2 separate regions of the Homo sapiens genome follow, and region 1 is linked to region 2. The links are chromatin loops, found by intact Hi-C in ENCODE. Cell type or tissue: endothelial cell of umbilical vein. All regions are shown on one strand. Links, peaks and the distances in the headings refer to the core of each region. The heading gives the core; the rest is flanking DNA.

Region 1 (10,065 bases), core at 740-8,739, 570 kb after region 2:
TTAATGATGTTGTGTTCTTTCTTTGCTCATTGGCTGAGTTATGAAAGAGTTTTACAAAGATTTACTGTGGTGTTGACTTGAATTCAAGATTTCTTTGAAACAAAGGACATACTTGCCAAATATGCAATCAAAGACAAAAACCCCCGCCAGTTTGGTTTAACGTTTTCTCACTATTATCACACACATATGAAAGAGCTAAATTTGAAGCCCCAAAGAATGAAAGAGTTTATCAGTGACCTAGTCAGATGGGTAGACGAATTTATGCCAAAATTTGAACCTTTCATAATGCAAATCAATAATAATGATTTTCACATTTTTCCAACACAAATCAATATGTAGATTTTCATTGTAATTGGCAGCATTATGTAAATTGGCTGCAAAAGCTATCAGAAAAATTTGAAGAACATTTGGTTAATATTGATAAATTTTGAGGTTTTTTTTTTCAAATTTATGTGATGTCCCCTTTGCATTCAAGGTTAATAATACTGAGTTATCACAAGAGTTAGTTAATTTACTTAACTTGGATAGTTTGGAAACCGATATGCTTTGGCTTCAAAGTCAAATCACTTCTTCTAAACAACAAGATGAACCAGTTTTGGCAATGTGCATGGGAATGTTAAAGGAAAATGGTTTTTTTATGCACAATTCCAAACTTTAAATATGTTTGGAACAACATAAATATAGGAATCCACGTTTTCAATTGTCGATTTCAACTTTACAAAATCTAAATATTGATCAACTATTTCTGATGAAAATATAGTGGCTAAATTGAAATGTGCTATAACTGTAACATACACCGGATTTCAAAGACAGACAGAAAATATAAACTATGTTATCAATAATCTTTAAATTATTATATATTGATATGACAATATTTTGGATATAGATAAATTTTAAAAGTTAATTTCACCTGTTTCTAATTTTTTTGTCATGGATATTAGAAAATGCAGAATTATATGGTGGCTCACATTATATTCCTATTGAACCATGCAGAATTAGACTTTCTTTTCAGAGAAACTGAAGCTTGCAAAAAGATGCTCTTCTTTCCTTTGATTCTTCATTTCCATGCATCCAAGTCCATTTTAATAAAGCTTACAAAATGATGACCAAATCTATCAGCAAATTTGATTTCATCCATGTTAAGTGTAAAAAAAGGTACTCATTGTTGGCATAGAAAAACTCAGAAATTACACAAAACGTTCAATTATTGGCCCCCCTTTAAAAAGTCAGGTCTGACCAGCTTGGGCCCGTATTTCCAAGTAGTGATACCTGCCCAGGGCCCATCTGCCCCTCCCTTGCCCAATGTGGTTGTTTGCAAGCCAGTTTATCACAGTTGAGTGTTCAGAGTCAATTTTCCATATTTATAACATTAGAGAAAGTCATCTATGATCTCCCTAGATTTTTAAATATTTTCTTGTCATTTTAAAAATATTATGCATACTTGTGATGGTAAATCTTTTCTCATTTTTTATGATGCAAATATTTGTTTTATTCTTTTTATTGTACAAACGTATGAGGTGGTTGTCTATTTTATTTGTCTTTTGAAATAAGCAACTATTTTGTGTTTGTTTGCTTAGAGACAGTCTCACTATGTTGTTTAGGCTGGCCTTGAAGTTCTGGGCACAAACAATCCTTCTGCTTCAGTCTCTCAAGTAGGTGGGACTATGTGCACTCACCACCCTGCTCGGCTTCTGAAATAATCAACTCTTTATTTTACTTATCAACTTTACTATTTTTCCTAATAAATTTCTGCTTTACTCTCTAATAATACAACTTTCTGTTTTCTGCTTTATTTATAGTGTTTTCTATACTCTTTAGTTTAATTATTAGTCATTCATAGCCCCTCATTCTTAACAATAAAAGAATTTTGGGATATAGATTTTCCTCTGAATATGGCTTTGGCTACATCCAAGATGTTGCTGTAATATATCAATATTTGATAAATAATATTGATATAAAATTTAAGTTTCTATTTTCTCCTTGATTTAAAAATTATTTAGAAGAGTATGCTTTAAAATTTCCCAGTGAAATTATCAATTTGTTAGAGAAAGGACAGTGGTGAATTCATACAAAGGAGCACTATGCAGCAATAAACAATGGGACTGATATACACAACAGCATATGTGAATGTCGCCAACACTATATTGAGTAAAGGAAGCTGACACAATAGACTACAGGCCATATAATTCCATCTGTGAAAGATTCAAGAGCAGACAAAGCTAATCTATAGTGACTGCAGTCGGAATAGTACAGCGGTTGCCTCTTGGAAGGAGGCATTAGCTGCGAAGCAGTGCATGGGAAGCTTCAGGAGGTGTTCTGGGTGGCTGTACATGTGTAAAAATTCACTCAGGTGTATACTTAACACTGTGCACTTTACAGTACAGAAGATGTGCTTCCATTTTAAGAATCTAGTTTTCTTACAAATATCATAAAGCATTATTGGCAGAAAATTTGGCCCGTAAGTTACATCCTTTCCAGAATTTGTTAACATTCTCCTCTTGGCCAGAGTAATGGACTCTGTTGGTTCCTATTCAGCATCCTTCTCCCCTTCCTCCTTCCCCTCCCACCCCTGACACTACTCCAGATCCCCTCCCTCCACACAGCCCGTGGGGAAGCGGAGCCTGCCCCAGCTCCCCGGGTGGGACTTGAGTGGTCTTGGTCAATCATGACGATTCGATCTGTCTTGCCCATGGCTTCCAGGTGAAACCAATCTGTGCATTGTCTTGGGCAACTCTTCTTGATTCAAGGGTGGGCGTTTGATATCAGTAACCCAATCTGACTAAAGAGAAGGACTTTTATTGCATGGTTGAAGAAATTCCTTTTTTTCTTCCAGTGGAAGAAAACAAGGGAGGCCCTGTCTCAGTTGCTCCACCTCACCACAGCCAGCCTTAAGAGAGAGGCCGAGGGCCCCTGCTGGTGCCCACCCTGGTGCCCACCCTCCCTTGACCTCCTGGACATGGGTTTCTACATTTCCCCATGACTTAAACTGCCTGAGTCAGAGTTTCTGTTTGTGGCAGTAAATAATCTACTTGTGAGCCAAGAACACGACTAATATCAAAAATGTTCCGTGCGCCCAGGAGAAGAATGGGGCTGTTTCTTTGGAACAGAGTTGTATTGACATTTCATAAATCAAGCTTGTTCATTGTGTTGCCCACATTCCTTATCTGCTTATTTGTCCACGTGACCTATCCAATTATGAGAGGGGAAAGTCAAAGTCTATTGCTATGATTGGGGCTTTGTCGAGATGGTGCATTATAGTCTTTGCGCCCAGTGAAACATTTGGCCGATTAAGATTTGGGCCCGCTATGTCTGCTTGGTGGATTATAGATTTTGTCAGTAGAAAGTATTCCTCGGCTTACCATTTCCTGCCTGTGGCCTTCAGTTTTGCTTAATCTCATTGTCACATTTCATCCCTGCTTTCGGCTCCCCTCATGTTGTCCCACTTACCAGAGCTCCTTTCTTTATTATGAACCTTTCTGGGTCAGGTTATTTGGGCTGTGTCTTGTGAACGGTTTAGAGTTGGCTTTTGCTTTTTAAGTCAAATCTGAGAGACTATATCTCCACCTGTTTGATAATATATGTTTACCATCTTTTTTTTATTATTTTTTTCCTTTTTTAAAATTGCATTGAAGTTAGTTTTCATTTTCTCCCATTTTCCTCCTGGACATTGGCAGTTTGATCGCCGCTGGCCTTTAAAACTTTACCAAACGTATCTAAATCTATGGTTCTCTGTTGCTATCAAAAAGTTTTGAAGATTTATTTCTTTCGTACTGTCCCCTAAGGCAAGCCCTCTGGAAGCTTCCCAAGAAAATCGTTTAAAAATGGCCCCCTCCTCTCCAGATTGTCAATTCCTACCCTCTTCCCTGATTTACTTTCTCAAAAAAACTTATGGCCAACTGGCCTGCTGTAGGTTACCTTATTTTTTCTTGTTGTTCTTTAAAATTTTTTTTATTTTTCTAGATTTAGGGGCTACAAGTGCGATTGTTACATGGATATAATAATGCACAGTGGTGACATCTGGGCTTTTCATGTACCACACCCAAATAGGCACCCCACAGGTAATTTTTCATCCCTCATCCATTCCCCACTCGTCCACACTCCCCAGTCTCCAGTGTCCATTATTCTGCTCCATATGTCTGTGTGCACACATCGCTTAGCTCCCACTTATAACTGAGAACATGTGGTTTTTGACTTTCTGCTTCCAAGTCATCTCACATTGAATAATGGCCTCCAGTTCCATCCACGTTTCTACAAAAGACATGATTTCTCTATTTTTTATTCAATTGCCTTATTTTGTTTGCTTTCTCTCCACACTAGCTCCATGAGGGTGAGAATATCTATTTTTTTCAGAGCCTGTTATAGCCCCAGGGCCCGGCATAATGCCTAGCACATAGTAGGTGTTTTATAAGCATATGTTGAATAACTGAATGCCTTTTCTTCTCTCTTCCCAGGTTATAAGCCATGTGGAATTTCAATCTCAAGATATTAATAATTTTTTATTTGTTTATGTAACTTATAGAACAAGCTACAAGGTCAGTACAAGCACTATAACCATTTGGTAGATGAGAAAACTTAAACTTAAAAAGGTTACATCATTTCAAGATGGCATAGCTTAGAAATGACCAGGGTGAGACTTGAACTCACATCTGCCCAATAGTAAAGTTTGCCTTCTTACCCTCCGTGTCTGGATCACACATACACCTGGCATTGTAAATGCTTTCTTGGCATTACCTCCCAGCTCAGGTGGGGAAAACACGGGGTGAGGCCCGTGAAACCATCCTGACCGATGCTACCCCTTCCTCAGAGTCCAACTCGAATGCCTCCTCCTCAGCGATACTGCTTCAGGTCCCGTCGGTGAGAATAAATCTGACCTTGTTACCTTTTCTTTGTTGCCTTCATCAACTTCTGACTTACATTACAGCTGTGTGAGCATCATCCGCTCACCAACTAAACCGTGTCCTCCATGAGGGGCCCCATCTAATGCCTCTGTCTTGCCCACTGCACCAGGGGCAGTACCTGGCATACAGTAGGCACTCAAGCAATGCAGGTGAATTGAATTGCTGAGGTGTAATACCAATGGCCCTGGCCCATCCAGACCAAGATCTACCTCCTCCAGGGAGCCTTCCTGGACTACTTCTAGCCGAACCCCAGCTCTCTTTATCTGGCCTTTAACTGATGTGAAATTTAATTCCATGAATTGTAGTGTGTGGTTGTTCTTGGATGGAAGAAGAAACACCAACCAAATAAAAGAGTCTGACTGCAAAGCCCCTGGAGAAAGGAACAATGGATGCCCGGGAACATCGTCTCTCAAGTGCTGTCCCCTTGTGGCCAGAGCATGGAATTCCAACCAGCAGGCAACCAGCTCTAAAGCTAATTACTCTGATTTCCTTCCCAGCTAGCCAGCCCAATGTTGGGCCAATGAATCATTAGACATCATTACATTCTTTAAAAATCCCTACTACTGTTCACCTGGAGTTCCCCGCCGTACTTAGAGTTGCCCATGTCTGATGCAGCTCAATTGCAAACCAACCAGTGTCTGTATCTGTAGCATCTGTGATTGTGACTTCAAATTTGCCACTCATATTTCAAAGTGCTCTTTGTTTTCTGGGAGATACAATAGTGTGGGGGCAGCTACAGTTCCTGTATCCGTGAGATTACATGTTAGTGGGGGATACAGGTACTAAACCAGTAACCCCAGAAGCAAGCAAGCTCATTATCGTGAGTTGTGAAACCTGCCGTTGACTACAGAAAGCAAGGGATGTCTTGACTGCCCTAAATCATGGTGCTCTCCATTCTCCTCTCTGATGGGAGGCTGGATCTCAGTCAGATCTCCCTGGGAAGAGAGGTCAGTACTGAGCAGTTCAGAGCCCAGACTCGGGGGGCAAACTCTAATCCTTGTTCTGCCTGTTACAATTTATTTGACCTTGGGGAAGTTATTCTGAAAAACCAGAATATCCTGATTTGCATAATGAAAATAATAATAATGCCCACCTCATAAGGTCCTTCAGAGTAGAAAATGAAATCTTACTTTAATGCCCAGGGAGCACTGACTAAGTGTAGCTCCTATTTGACTCATGTGCACCCGCGGTGCTGCATGGAAGGAGCTGGTCTGGATCCTTTCTAACTGGCCCACTAGCGTTTATGTGCAGACGGGTTGTGTTCTACAAGGGCAGGGTAACACCTGCAAACCCCCGTCCTCTCTGGAGGGTTGGTAGGTCAGCACTAAGGACAGTGCCATGCATGAGGAGACATTATCAGTGTCCTGCCCAATATCCAGATTCCTTCTTCTTGGAGAACAAGTTCCAAGCTGGATTCGGGTAGTAAAGGCCCACATGGGCCATGATCTGTCTAAGCTGATCCGAGATCCTGCTTCCCTCTTTCCCAGCCTCCCTGGCAGCTGGGAGTGGCCATGTAACTCAGTTCTAATAAAAGTCTGATGGTAGCTTTTCTGGGAAAGCTTTTTTCTGTTAAAGGAGTGATGGGCCTAGCACAGCTCTTCCCCTTTCTTCCACCTTGAACTCAGATGTGATGCCTGGAGGTATGGCCATCCTCATGTGACCCTGAGGCAACAAGCATGAGGAAGGAAAGCCAATATGCTCAGAAGGGTGAAACAAAAGATAGGAAAGGCCGGATCCCTGAGGATGTGCTGGGCAACCGAGCCCAGAACCAATAGCCCACCTATCCACGGCCTCGCTGTGTGAGGCAGTCAGGGCAGGCGGATTCTCCAGGGCCTGCAGTGGAATGCATCTTCAGGGATTTGCTTTGCGTGGCCCTTAAGCATCAGGTCTCATCTCAGGTTCTCAGCCTGCAGCTGAACACATCTTCAGGGATTTGCTTCGTATGGTCTCAAGTATCAGGTCTCATCTCAGGGACCTTTCTCAGAATGGCCCTTCCCTCTCAGGACCAATTCCAAGCCAGAGGAGAAGGTCATTCTTCTCTATTTGCTCAGAGAGTGGATGGACCATTAAGAACAGGAAACTTCTTATCAAGAGGGAACCTATCAGCCTAGACGTTTTCTACCTTCCCAGGTCCTGCATTGGACCAACCTGAAAGAAGATATCAGGGAAATTAAATATGGTGCTCTCATCCCTGCCCCCACACCAAGATTCATGATTGGAAACACAGCATAGGCCGAGCGCGGTGGCTCACATCTGTAATCCCAGCACTTTGGGAGGCTGAGGCAGGTGGATCACTTGAGGCCAGGAGTTGGAGGCCAGACTAGGCAATATGGCAGAACTCCCCTCTACTAAAAATAGAAAAAAATAAGCCAGGCACGGTGGCGAGTGCCTGTAATCCCAGCTACTTGGGAGGATGAGGCAGAAGAATCACTTGAACCCGGGAGGTAGAGGTTGCAGTGAGCCGAGATGGTGCCACTGCACTCCAGCCTGGGCAACAGAGTGAGACTCCATCTCAAGAAAAAAAGAAAGGAAAGAAGGAAAGAAAGAAAGAAGGAAAGAAAGAAAGAAAGAAAGAAAGGAAGGAAGGAAGGAAGGAAGGAAGGAAGGAAGGAAGGAAGGAAGGAAGGAAGGAAGGAAGGGAAGGAGGGAAGGAGAAAAGAAAAGAGAAAGAGAAGAGAAGAGAAAGAACACTCAGCATAGCAGTGACCACAGAAAATAATTCTGGGAAACGGTGGATTCCCGAATTCCTGTCTACCTTCACTGAAGGACTTACCACCCCTCTGTTCAGGGTTCTTGTTTATTTACTTATTTATTTATCTTTGAGACAGGGTGTCTCTCTGTTTCTCAGGCTGGAGTGCAGTGATATGATCATGGCTCAGTGTAGCCTCAGCCCCCTGGGCTCAAGCAATCCTCCCACCTCTCAGCCACCCAAGTAGCTCGGACTACAGGTGTGTGGCACCACACCCAGCTATTTTTTTGTATTTTTTGTAAAGACAGTATTTCACCATGTTGCATAGGCTGGTCTCAAACTCCTGGGCTCAAGTTATCCACCCGCCTTGGCCCCCCAAAGTGCTGGGATTACAGGCGTAAGCTACTATGCCTGGGCAGTTTATTACTTTTAAAAATTCATGGTGGTTGGCCAGCCACAGGAGCTGCAAAATTCCTAGAGCTGGAGGGAGCCATGCTGCAGAATTGTATTGCTATCATGCTTCAGAGGGGTAGGGTTAGCATACCCAGAGGGGCAGCCGAATCCCATGTGTCCTTCTGGTGTCATCACACCCAAACTCCCAGACTGCACTCCAGTGTGCTCCGTATCATGCCCTCAACTCCCTTCGCAAATCAGCCCTGGTCTCTGTCCTTGCTGCACTGGGCCATCCTTGGCTAGAGATACAGAATTCTTGGCCCCCAACCCAGTCCCAAACCTGACCCTCCCCAGCCCCATCACCATAATGGGCACCAGTACCTGCCACCCAAGAGTGGGCTGAACCACCCTTGAACCCCCTTAACCTCCCCACTATTATACATCCAGTTCAGTGTCAACTCCGCCCACATTACCCCAAAACATCCATCGAAATCTTCCCCTTCTCTGGAGCTCCATGGCTTATACCCCAGCCCAATTCACCAGCCTTGCTCACCCGGTTAAAGAGGCAGCTCTGGCTGTCTGCTCTCCTCCCACTGATGTCCCCACTGCAGCCAGCATGACTTTGTCTAACTCGGATCCAAACCTGTCACCTCCTGAAGCCCTCCAGTGGCTCTCACGGCACAGGAAATCCTGGGGCCTCTCTGTGCTCCCTCTTCCCAGGACCCAGGAGCCCACGTGATCTTGTTCCCTTCCCTCCTGCCCCTCCTGTCTCAGTCCATTCAAACTGCTACAACAAAACCATGGGCTGAGTGGTTTAAAAACAGAAACATTTCTCACGGTTCTGGAGGCTGGAAGTCCAAGGTCAAGGTGTCGGCAGGTTCAGTGTCTATTGAGAGCCTGATTCTTCATGAAGGGCCATCTTCTCTCTGTGTGCACGCACGGTAGAAGGGGCAAGGCAGCTCTCTGGTACTCACTTCCCAAGGCTGTACCTCCAAGTGCAATCACACTGGGGATGAGGTGTCAGCAAATGAACTGGAGAGTGAGAACACAAATGTTCAGTCTGTAGCGGCCACCATGGCCTCTGCTCGCTCTGCTCCAGCCACCTGGCTTTCCCTCCCTTCCTGGAACACACCAACTTCACTCCGACCACTATTCCCTCTGCCTGGACTTCTCCAGGAAGAGCTTTGCGTGACGAGCTACTCTGCCTCCTCCAAAACTCAGCCCAGGAGCCCCCTCGTGAACGCCTTCGCCAGCTGAAGTTGTCTTGTTTTTTAATTTATCTGATTTTGTCAGCTTTCTCCTGGACTCCCTGCCCTCAACAAGAATGTAAGGTCTTTCAGGGCAGGGATTCCACGAACCTGCTTTCTCAGGGCCTAGAACGTGGCTTGAAACACAGAAAGTGCTCAATAAATGCTCAACATGTCAATGACTATTCACATGGGAAAACATGCAAGAAATCTGACTTAAGAAGAAACCTACAATATGCCAGTTACATTTAAATTTCAGATAAACAAATATTTTTAGTATGAGTATCTGCCATACGTATACTAAATATTTGGGACATCCTTATACTAAAAAAAAAATTGTTGATCTGAAATTGAAGCTTAACTTGGCATCCTGGGTTTTACCTCTGACAACTCTAATCTAATAGAACCATCCATTTTATGCTAAAGAGGAAGTCTCAAAGCTGGCTGGGAAGCTTCAGAGAAAGATCGAGCCCTGGGCTGCACCAGAGGGACTGATCCAATCTTTGGGTTCGAATTTCTCTGCCTGTGATTCTAATCATTCGCTGAGTTTGGGGATCGTGACGCTGAATCCTCAGAACATACCCAACCAGGGCTAGCACCAGCTCTGAGGAGTAGGGGACTCCCTGCCGATGGGGGAGATGTTCCCACACTGGGGGTGTTTGGGGAGCTCTGGCTATCAGGGAAAACCATGGTCCTCTCTTCTCTCAACAGGGCACAGCTGCTTCAGCCTCATCCAGCCTCGCCTGTCCCAACGTTGTTCCATAGAGTGTAAAAAGCAGCCCAGCAGTGTGAAAAACAGCCCCCAAACTCCCAGGAGTGTGAAAAGCAGCCCCCAGAC
Region 2 (10,065 bases), core at 2,016-10,015:
CCTTTTTTTTTTTTTTAGGGGATGAGGAGACCACACTTTCATAGGATTCTTCAAGAATTTTGTGATTTTAAAAAACTAATAACCACTTTCCTAAGGCATGACAGATGCTCCTGAAGTCCTGGCAGGTTTCTATAATCGGGTTTAAACTCTCCTGGTGTGACACTGTCCTCCTGAGATAGAGGGATCTTTCCATGGGGGATTTACTGTGACTTAAGTAAGCTTACCCAGCGGGAAAAGCCTTTGCCACACTTGGAGCATTTGTAAACAGTCGGGATGAAATTTGCATCGTGGTATTTCCTGAAGTGAGCGTTTAGAAGTTGCTTCTGTCGGAAACATTTATTGCAAGAAAGGCAGGTGAATGGTTTCTCTCCAGTGTGGGTACGAATGTGAGCGGTCATATGACGTTCCTAAGAGGGAAGGGGAAGAAAGCAGCTTGTCTAGTTCAAAGGGTTTTCTCGATATTAGACACTGTTTATCATACAATACCTTTTATTTCCCTCCCCAAAGATGAGTCCACTATTAAGCAGAATTACTGCAAACACATTCTGAACAAGGCAGCATTCACTCTCAGTAAGTGGCCGCCTAGGAAACAAAACTCGTATGCAGCAGCAAGTGACAAAGGTCTTGCAGTGGATTCCTTGCTGGCTCTCCTGTCCTGTTGGGATGTGGGAGTACACACCGCAGGGCGTGAAAGGATGGTCCTTTGTCCTCTCATTACTGGGAGTCCTCCTTCTATACAACTATTTACAATTACCTGAATTTACAAAGGGCAAATAGAACCTGCAAACTTAAAAATCAAATGTCAGAGTTTAAATTCAGCAGACCTTTGGGGTTGCAAGTACCTTAAGTATCAACATTTTTCCATTTACTTCCCAATAGTATCGTAACAGATCTTAATACCGATTTTTTTTTTTTTTTTTTTGAGACAGGGTCTCGCTCTGTCACAATCATAGCTCACTGCAATCTCAAACTCCTGGGCCCAAGTGATCCTCCTGCCTCAGCCTCCTGAGTAGCTGGGACTGTGGACGCATGCCACTATGCTCGGCTCAGTTTGTATTTTTTGTAGAGACAGGGTCTCACTATGTTGCCCAGGCTGGTCTCAAACTCCTAGCCTCAAGCAATTCTCCTGCCTTAGCCTCCCAAAGTGCTGGGATTATAGGTGTGAGCCACTGTACCTGGCCTAAATAGAGATTTTATCTTAGACAGGAGAAAATAATTTGGGAAATCAGGAAAAAAATATGTATGAAGTCAAGCAAAAGTACACATTTTGTTTTATTTAAAATGTGATGATTATTTGGATTAAATATATATTCGGCCATTTCTGCATTACTGTCAGTGGCCTAACTGATGCTCTTTCTTCTAATCTTTCTCTCACCCAATTCACTAAACACCCTCTTCCATGCACAGCTTTCACCTCATCACCCTCCTTTGGGACAGCATCTCTGGCGCTCCCTGCTGGGAGCCTGACTCTCCAGGACCGCGGCAGCCAGGAGCACCCAGCAGTGCTCCAAGCCTCTGCCCACGGCCATGACCTGCCTGGCTGCTCTCTACTCCCACATACCTGCTGTATGCCTGCTCCAGGGCCCCTCATCCTTTCCAAGTCCTATCCATCTTTCAGGAAGCCCTCCTAGTTCATTTGAATAAGTATGAGCCTGAGGCCTCAGAATATTCTTTGTTCAAAATCTACCAGAAAAACTCCTTTTCCCTTATTCAAAGCATTTACAGTTTACAGCCCACACTTCAAAACACACAGTAAGCACTGATTTTCACCTTTGGTAACCAATAGCATGCAATACTTTGAAGCAGTGTTTTGGTTTTCAAACTTCTACTCTGAGGGCCTTTTATACTTTAAAAAATTACTGTGGCCTCTGAAGAGCTTTTATGTATACAGGTGGCATGTATTAGTATTTACTTTCTTAGAAAGCAAACCTGGGGAATTCTTAAGTGTTTTTTAAAATAAAACAATTTATTAACTCATTTAAAAATAAAAACAAACCAACTACATATTATTTCTGTAAAATTATCTATTTTTCAAAACAAAAATAACCTAATGTCTGTCTTAATAGATAAGGTTTCCAGTTAAAATACAGGCTGCAACTACTTGTATATAAAACTATTTGTTGTTGTCTGAAGTTCAAATGTCACTAAGTGTGCTGTATTTTTATTTGCTAAGTCTGACAGCTCTATTAAAAGCATTCGGGGCCAGGCGCGGTGGCTCACGCCTATAATCCCAGCACTTTGGGAGGCCGAGGCGGGCAGATCACGAGGTCAGGAGATCGAGACCATCCTGGCTAACATGGTGAAACCCCATCTCTACTAAAAATACAAAAAATAAGCCAGGCGTGGTGGGGGCCGCCTGTAGTCCCAGCTACTCAGGAGGCTGAGGCAGGAGAATGGCGTGAACCCAGGAGGTGGAGTTTGCAGTGATAGCGCCACTGCACTCTAGCCTGGGCAACAGAGTGAGACTCCGTCTAAAAAATAAAAAAATAAAAAAAGAATTCAGATGGATTCCTATCTCTGCTCTTCCCTCAGTCCACTGGAGTATGTTAAGTGATAAAGAAAATTTGGTCTCACAGACATGTAGTTTGAAAAGAGAGCAACATTTTACTAGCTCTTCCAAATAACTGTGGGCATTCTTCTCTGCTATTACACTAAAATTCAGTTAGTAGTAATTTCTTTTTTTAGGGTCTCACTCAGTTGTCCGTGCTGGAGTGCAGTGGTATGAACACAGCCTACTGCAGCCTCAACCTCCTGGGCTTAAGTGATCCTCCAACCTTAGCCTCCTGAGTAGCTGGGACAGATATGCACCACCACCCACAGCTAATTTTTGTATTTTTTTGTAGAGACAGGGTCTCATTATGTTGCCCAGGTTGGTCTTGAATTCCTGAGCTCAACAGTTCTGTCCATCTCGGCCTCCCAAAGTGTTGGGACTATAGGTGTGAGCCAGTGTGTCTGGCCATGGTAATTTCTTACCATGGGTTGCAATGTGGAATCTGAAACCGTGCCAAAGAACTTGTGCTCCTCTGCGACATTATAACCTCTTGGTCTATCTTTTACTTTGAATGGATCTTTTACCTGTGTGTGAGTCTGTAACATCATGGATTGGTCATTTGGAAAATACTAGTTCACTTGAGTTATGCAGATCTTCTAAATGCTGACATATTTCATCACACAATATAAAAGTTGCTTTAAAAAAATCACTCTAATCCCCCCCCTTTTTTTTTTTTTGAGATGGAGTTTTGCTCTGTTTCCCAGGCTGGAGTGCAGTGGCGCGATCTCGGCTCACTGCAACCTCTGCCTCCCAGGTTCAAGCAATTCTCCTGCCTCAGCCTCCTGAGTAGCTGGGACTACAGGCGTGTGCCACCACGCCCAACTAATTTTTGTATTTTTTAATAGAAACGGGGTTTCACCATATTGGCCAGGCTGGTCTCAAACTCCTGACCTCAAGTGATCCACATGCCTCGGCCTCCCAAAGTGCTGGGATTGCAGGTGTGAGCCACTGCACTTGGCCTACATTGTTCATTTTTTAAAAAAATGTCCACCAACGCCCAATGACTGAGTAAACAGAATTTGTTTATCTTGTTCCTTTCTTAGTGAAAATGACATTCACTGAGAAAGTGGCTACTTGAGCTGGAAATTCAAACAAACCCCCAGGTGCTTTTCCTCCAAGCTTTGGAAGACAGTGGAGGTGCGTATGCCGGCTTCTCATCTCATCACAAAGATTATTAAAAAGAAAGTATTCCAGGTAAAGACTGAATAAAGTTAACAACTTTAACTGCCTCTTCAAGCACACTGTCATGTAAAACTGCCCTTTATTTTTGCTGCCAGTGTGTGAAGGTGAAGAATACCACAACCACCAATTCCACTGGGTGTCACTGCCTTGATCCGGGCTAAGGACCACCACTACTTTGGCACCAAAAGTGCAAATGTCAATGTCTCAAAAGGGCAAATGACACCTTTCCATTATCATAACAAAGGCTTGGCTCTTGTGGGGCCCTAGTTGGTCACAGGGAGCTCTGGGGATATGTGAACATACTTTAAGAACTGTTGTTTTGAATGACTGGCTCACAGTTGCTTTCTGGTTATTCTGAATAGGCTACTCTATTAAAAGCATGACTTTTCTCAGTATCTTCAAGGTGGTAGAGAATCCCACCCAGCCCTCCATTCTTCCATACACCACTGCCTCTCCAAATTAAGTAAAGTACAATACCTGCTTGCAGGCATAACTGCAGTGTTTGCACTTGAACCTCTTCTCATTCTTATGAGTTTTCTGGTGCTGAATGAGGGCATAGCGTTCATGGAAGACAGCAGAACAGTAGCGGCATTTCAGCTCTGCAGCGCTGTAAGCATGCAAGTTGCGCATATGCACACCTAAAATGGTCACAGAACATTATATACTTCAAGAGTGTTGTTTTCTGTTAGCCTGCTTCCCCTCTCCTCTAAACCGGGGTTTCTCAGCCTTGGCGCTGGAACATGCTAGTTCCTTCCTGGGCAGGGCAGGGTGGGCTATCCTGTGCATTGTAGGATGTTAAGCAGCATTCCTGGTGTCTGTCTACCAGATGCCAGCAGCACCTCTTTCTCCCCGGTTGTGAAAGCCAAAATACCTCTAGATATCACCGCCTGTCTTCTGGGTGGTAAAATCATTCTCAGCTGAGAACCACTGCTTTAAACGAACAGAATGCTGAAATATCATTTTAATACTCTCGGTATGGAGTTAAATGTTATATAAGGTATGTCACACTGGACCTAAAATGTTCATTGAACAAAGCACTTTGAGAACTATTATGGGGTAGGTGAATTTTAGGATGATGTTAAGGTGGTTTTATATAAAAAGATATAATATCTTTATTTTACCTTAAATAATCCACTCGTTGTTAGAAGTCAGTGCCCTGTTATTTCCTATGTTGAAATTAACCTGAGACACATGGTAAGGTCTGGCTGGGTTTGCTCATCTAAGTCTAAAGCATGATGGTCTTGTGATACTTGTGTAAGAAGCCAAATGACAATGGACAGCTGTGTGATGGAGCTACTCCACCTTACCCACAGTGACTCAGACATTTAGAGAGCTTGATTTCTCATACAGTCATGGGAAGGAAGAATTAATGTGTTTATAAAGCATCTTATAGGGCTATGTGGAGTGTATCACCCACTGGCATGAGATGGATATAAACCATGTTACTTTGCCATGGTGTCAAAAAAGTCTAGCAACTGGCTAGACTTGTGCCCCACCAAGCCCCACTGGACTGTGTTTTGTGATGTGCTGGTATCTACGGCAACAATGACAGAATGGTCCAGATGAAAAATAAAAGTGAAGACTTTGTGGAACACCTTTCGCCTTTCAGAAAGGTTTTCAAAAAAATTCATCTCATCTCCAGAATCTCTTTGGGCAAAAGGGTCAAATTTTTTGTTCTGCTAACATATTTTTGTGTATCACAGTGTCATATATTTTGGAAAGAGAAATAAGATCATGGAAAAGGGAGGCCCAGGAATCCTGAAACAAAGAAGAGGCTCGTTCACTCACGCTTCCCACACCCTCCCTCCCATTGCTCAACACTGGCTGGCTTCCCCACAGGCAGTATCAAATCCCAGCTCCTAGGCCTGCTGTTCCAAGACCCTCTGGATTCCCTCTCCCACTCTGTGGGGTGTGACAGTTAAAAGGCTCACCGTGGTAGATGCGGATTACACGTTACAGGCCCGCCTCCTTTCCCGAAGTGACTGTCTTAAGGGGAAAACTGTGTCTTTTGAAACTTCTGCTTCCAAAACTTCTTAGGCCCACAGCCAGGGTTTAACAAAAGCTTGCTGGGTGCCATAGATAGAGCACTGATAAATAGGAACCCAGAATCCAGCCACCTCCTAGCACCCTTGGTTCGTATGACTCCCAGGCAGGTTACTCTATGTCTCTGATCCCCAGTGTCCTCATCTGAAAAATAGGCCCAATGTGGAATGAAGTAATACCCATCTGTGAAAGGTCTTATCACGTGCATACGGAACAGGCCTGGGCCCGGATTCTAAAAACATGCTATAAAATGCACTTATGAGATGCAGCCACCAGATGGTGCGACAGGACTTCTGGAAGAAAATTCGTCCCAGGGCCAAGTTCCCGAAGACCGGGCCTCCCAGTATCAGGGCCAGTACTTTGCAGGTTTATAGGACCACGCTCCAAAGAGCCAGCAAATGCTGTAGTAAAAGAAAGATCGCTAAACCACTCACGTAGGTCGCTTTTCCGTGCAATGATGGTGGCACAATGGGGACACTGGTATTTGGGGACATTTTCGCCGTGTTTCTGCAGAATATGTATTTTCATGGTCCCGCTCTGGGTGAAGCGGGTGTGGCAGATGTGGCATTCGTAAGGCTTCTCACCTGAGATGCAGACAACAAAGTGATTCCCCCTCCAGGCCTGATCCTTGCCAAAGGCCACCTGTGCTGAAAGTGTTTTTTTTTTTTGCCCCAAGCCTCCTTTATCAACCCCCTTCTCACCGGACAACCCCCAATTAGTATGAGACTCCCAAATCAAGCCCAGACAGCTTATGTCAAGTACAGCTGTGTCCATGATGGACCAGAGACATGACTTCCCCGCATCTGGTGGCTACGCAAGAGTTCAAGGTGGTTCACATCCATGGGGCTGTACGAATAACCAAGAAGTACACATAAATGTATTCTTAACACAAGACATCAAGTACCTCTGTTACAAAAGCAGCACACTTTATGTTTTGCCTTAAAGTTGAAGAATGAATTAAGGAGTTGACTTTTATTTATTTTTATTTACTTTTTCTTTTTTTTTGAGACAGGTTCTCACTCTGTCACCCAGGCTGGAGTGTAGTGGCGCAATCCCGGCTCACTGCAGCCTCAACCTCCTGGGTTCAAGTGATTCTCCTGCTTCAGCCTCCCAAGTAGCTGGGACCACAGGTGTGCACCACCAGGCCCAGCTAATTTTTAAATTACTCGTAGAGACAGGGTCTCCCTATGTTGACCAGGCTGGTCTCAAACTCCTGGACTCAAGGGATCCTCCTGCCTCAGCCTCCCAAAGTGCTGGGATTACAGGTTTGAGCCACCATGCCTGGCCAGGAGTTGAGTTTTAAATACCTGAAAAATCTACGGAAGCAAATACTTTGTGTTTTACTCCACACAGTGGGGTTGTGGCACAGTATCTATGCAGACTCTCTTACTGCTAAATAAAGGTAAAAGTACAGATCAAGATTCTTTTATCATGAAGGCACGCAAAAATCCACTTTTACCTTTGAACTTTAATTGTGCCAATAAAAAGTAATTTTTTAAAGCTTGCTTTAAGAGTTAACACTGTAGGTATCAGGCCTTCAGCACCAGAGCCCTTACCTGAGTGCGTTCTCATGTGGCGTTTCAGCTTGTAGGTATCTCTGCTGGCATAGCTGCACTGGCAACACTGAAAGGGGCGCTCCCCAGTGTGGGATCGGACATGGCGCTTCAATTTACTTGCCTAATAAATACATAAATGATGTTCGTTGCAATAGAAACTAAAAAATGGCAGAGTCTTCCATTAATCAGCATTGTAAAAGAGATTTAAATTAATCATATTTTAACATCAGAGCACCAGAGCATATTTCACTCACTGAAAAAACATGAAAAAGTCATCACTTTTGATCATCTGTTATGGGTGATTTTATCTCATTTGATGTGTGTGTGTATAAGCTCCTTTAGGGAAAATGAGCAGCAGTTCTGAGAGACTTTCGCGTTCACCTTCACTTTAAGCCTACCTGCCAAATGCCATACAAGATTTTGTTTTCATTTCTAAGGCAATATATGCTCAATAGTTACAAAATTTAGATTACACTGTAAAAGCACAAAGGCAAACATTTTTTTTTCCTTGCATAAAGTGAAAATCTTGAAACTCTAGCTCTCGTTGGGTGTGGTGGCTCACGCCTGTAATCCCAGCACTTTGGGAGGCTGAGAGGGGTGGATCACCTGAGCTGAGGAGTTTGAGACCAGCCTGGGCAACATAGCAAAACCCTGTCTCCACCAAAAATTAAAAATGAGCTAGGTATGGTGGCACACACCTGTGGTCCCAGCTACTCGAGAGGCTGAGGTGGCAGGACTGTTTGAGCCTGGGAGGCTGAGGCCGCAAAGAGCCAAGATCACACCACTGCACTCCAACCAGGGTAACAGAGTCAGACCATGTCTCAAAAAAAATAAAAATAAAAATAAAAACGAAACCCTAGCTCTTTAATGGAGGAACATCTGTATGTCTTGCCTCATGGTCACAAGTCCTGCAGACTCCACCCTGGCTGGCCCCACAGTAACAGTGTGAGTGGAGGAAGGTGTCCCTGGCTATTCAGCATTGGTGCCATGTGACAGCAGGTTCCTAAGAAGAATTAAGTTTTAAGTAGAAGAAATTAAATTCTAATTTGAGTAATTATGTATCCCAGGCAATCAGTTAAATAGCAAACAACATAATACCTCCCATTTGAGCATTCACTGCCTGACTCGTTGATTGCCTTCTAGAACTATTCTTATTCTGTATTCGTGTATCACAGGCCCTTATCTACTGCTAGCAGGAAATGGGGGCATCAGCTACACGTGGACTACAGACATCAGGAAGCTGCATCAGTCCTGCTGGTGACCCAGGGATGCCACACTCCATCTGCCTCCCCAGTAAGTGATGAGCGCACAGAAGCCTAAGGAACACTCGAGAACAAAAGAAAGCTTAGAATGGAAAACAACAGCCAAGCCAAAAAATTTCACTTAGGTTTTCAGAAGAAAAGTGAATGCCTTCAAGTATATTAGAAAGCAAAACAAAAAGAATTTTAAAAACTGTATAGCATGAAAGTTTTGAGGAGGATAAGTGGTGTGAATGAGCAAAGAAGGCCATTAAAAAAGACTCTGGATGACTCTTAAAGGTGGGATGGGAGGACAATGGGAGTTCAAATGCTTTTTTTTTTTTTTTTTTGGAGACGGTGTCTCACTCTCGTCCAGACTGGAGTGCGCGATTTCGGCTCACTGGAACCTCTGCTTCCCAAGTTCAAGTGATTTTCCTGCCTCAGCCTCCTGAGTAGCTAGGACTACAGGCATGTGCCACCACACCTGGCTAATTTTTTGTATTTTTAGTAGAGACAGGGTTTCACCATGTTGGCCAGGCTGGTTTTGAACTCCTGACCTCAAGCAATACGCTCACCTTGGCCTCCCAAAGTGCTGGGATTGCAGGCGTGAGCCACCGCGCCCGGCCAATTCAAAAGCTTTTTTAAAAAAAGGGGCACATCTGCACCACAGCTTTGATACGTTCCTGCTGCCATTTTTGTCACGGGATGGGATGAGGGAACAAACAAGCATGGCAAGACTTGAGGAGACTGCAAAAATGGGGGGCTATGGCAGCAATAGAGACCCCTGTGCTGAGGCTACCCCCCACAGGCTGCGTGCAGACCACTGGCACTGGGGGAGGGTCTCGTGGACCTAGGAAGTTTGTACTAAGCACCGGCAGGACACCAACAAAAAGTCCACTCCAGGCTTAGGATCCCCAGGTGACTCTGTTCCCTGATCCCTCCATTTTGCATTCTCATACTACAATCACAACCTTTAACTCAGATGAGAAATAATTTTTTTAAAAATAGTAACAGCAGAAAAAAGTTCTTGGAATCAAATTCTGACCCTAACCATGAAATTTCCCAATTTGTGAAACCCGGCTGCACTGTTACTATATTTAATCATCAGCTGTTCCCTTTAACTTAGTTCCATTTGGGTGTACTGTTGACCCAGTCCCGACCAGGCTCAAAACCGGGCCTCAGCCTGTTTCCCAGCACACAGTGAGACCCTGACAATTAACTGGTGGAAACTGGTACTGACTAGTAAAAGCAGTGCTCTGCCTGTTTCACGTGAGTACCGCCAAACCTGTTAGAAGGTACAAATAAAGCAAATTAATTAAAATGACTATGGCACACCTGAAGTTTGAAAAGGGTGGTCTCTCTGTAATTAAAAACAGAAACGTCTACGCTTAAATCTTCGAGCAAGCTGCTTTGTATCTAATCAAGCTCAAAAATTTCAGCCAACATTGAGATTGGATCTGCATTCTACGTTAGAGCAAATACATTTTGATTTTGT

What was found. A loop is a pair of places that touch in the nucleus more often than their neighbours do. Peaks named below come from ENCODE experiments on the same cell type or tissue, not always from the same donor. Only the 100,000 strongest peaks of a DNase experiment are listed, where the experiment ranks them.
Region 1: a loop joins it to region 2, with 12 times the contacts of the local background. A loop is called at or near these places in 3 of 110 quality-filtered maps.

What each region holds. Positions count from the first base shown.
Region 1 is chr20:58,082,123-58,092,187 of GRCh38, forward strand. No RefSeq gene overlaps it. Among named protein-coding and RNA genes, the nearest start is that of CIMIP1, 64 kb to the right of the region's middle. In endothelial cell of umbilical vein, for the core only: a CTCF peak has its summit at 5,329 (motif pointing left); a DNase peak (open chromatin) is centred at 5,309.
Region 2 is chr20:57,508,382-57,518,446 of GRCh38, forward strand. It overlaps CTCFL (CCCTC-binding factor like), which reads right to left. Exons shown (of 11, transcript NM_001386993.1): 6 at 7,333-7,453; 7 at 6,211-6,360; 8 at 4,211-4,371; 9 at 225-407. Among named protein-coding and RNA genes, the nearest start is that of CTCFL, 12 kb to the right of the region's middle. In endothelial cell of umbilical vein, for the core only: a CTCF peak has its summit at 6,046 (motif pointing right); a DNase peak (open chromatin) is centred at 6,060.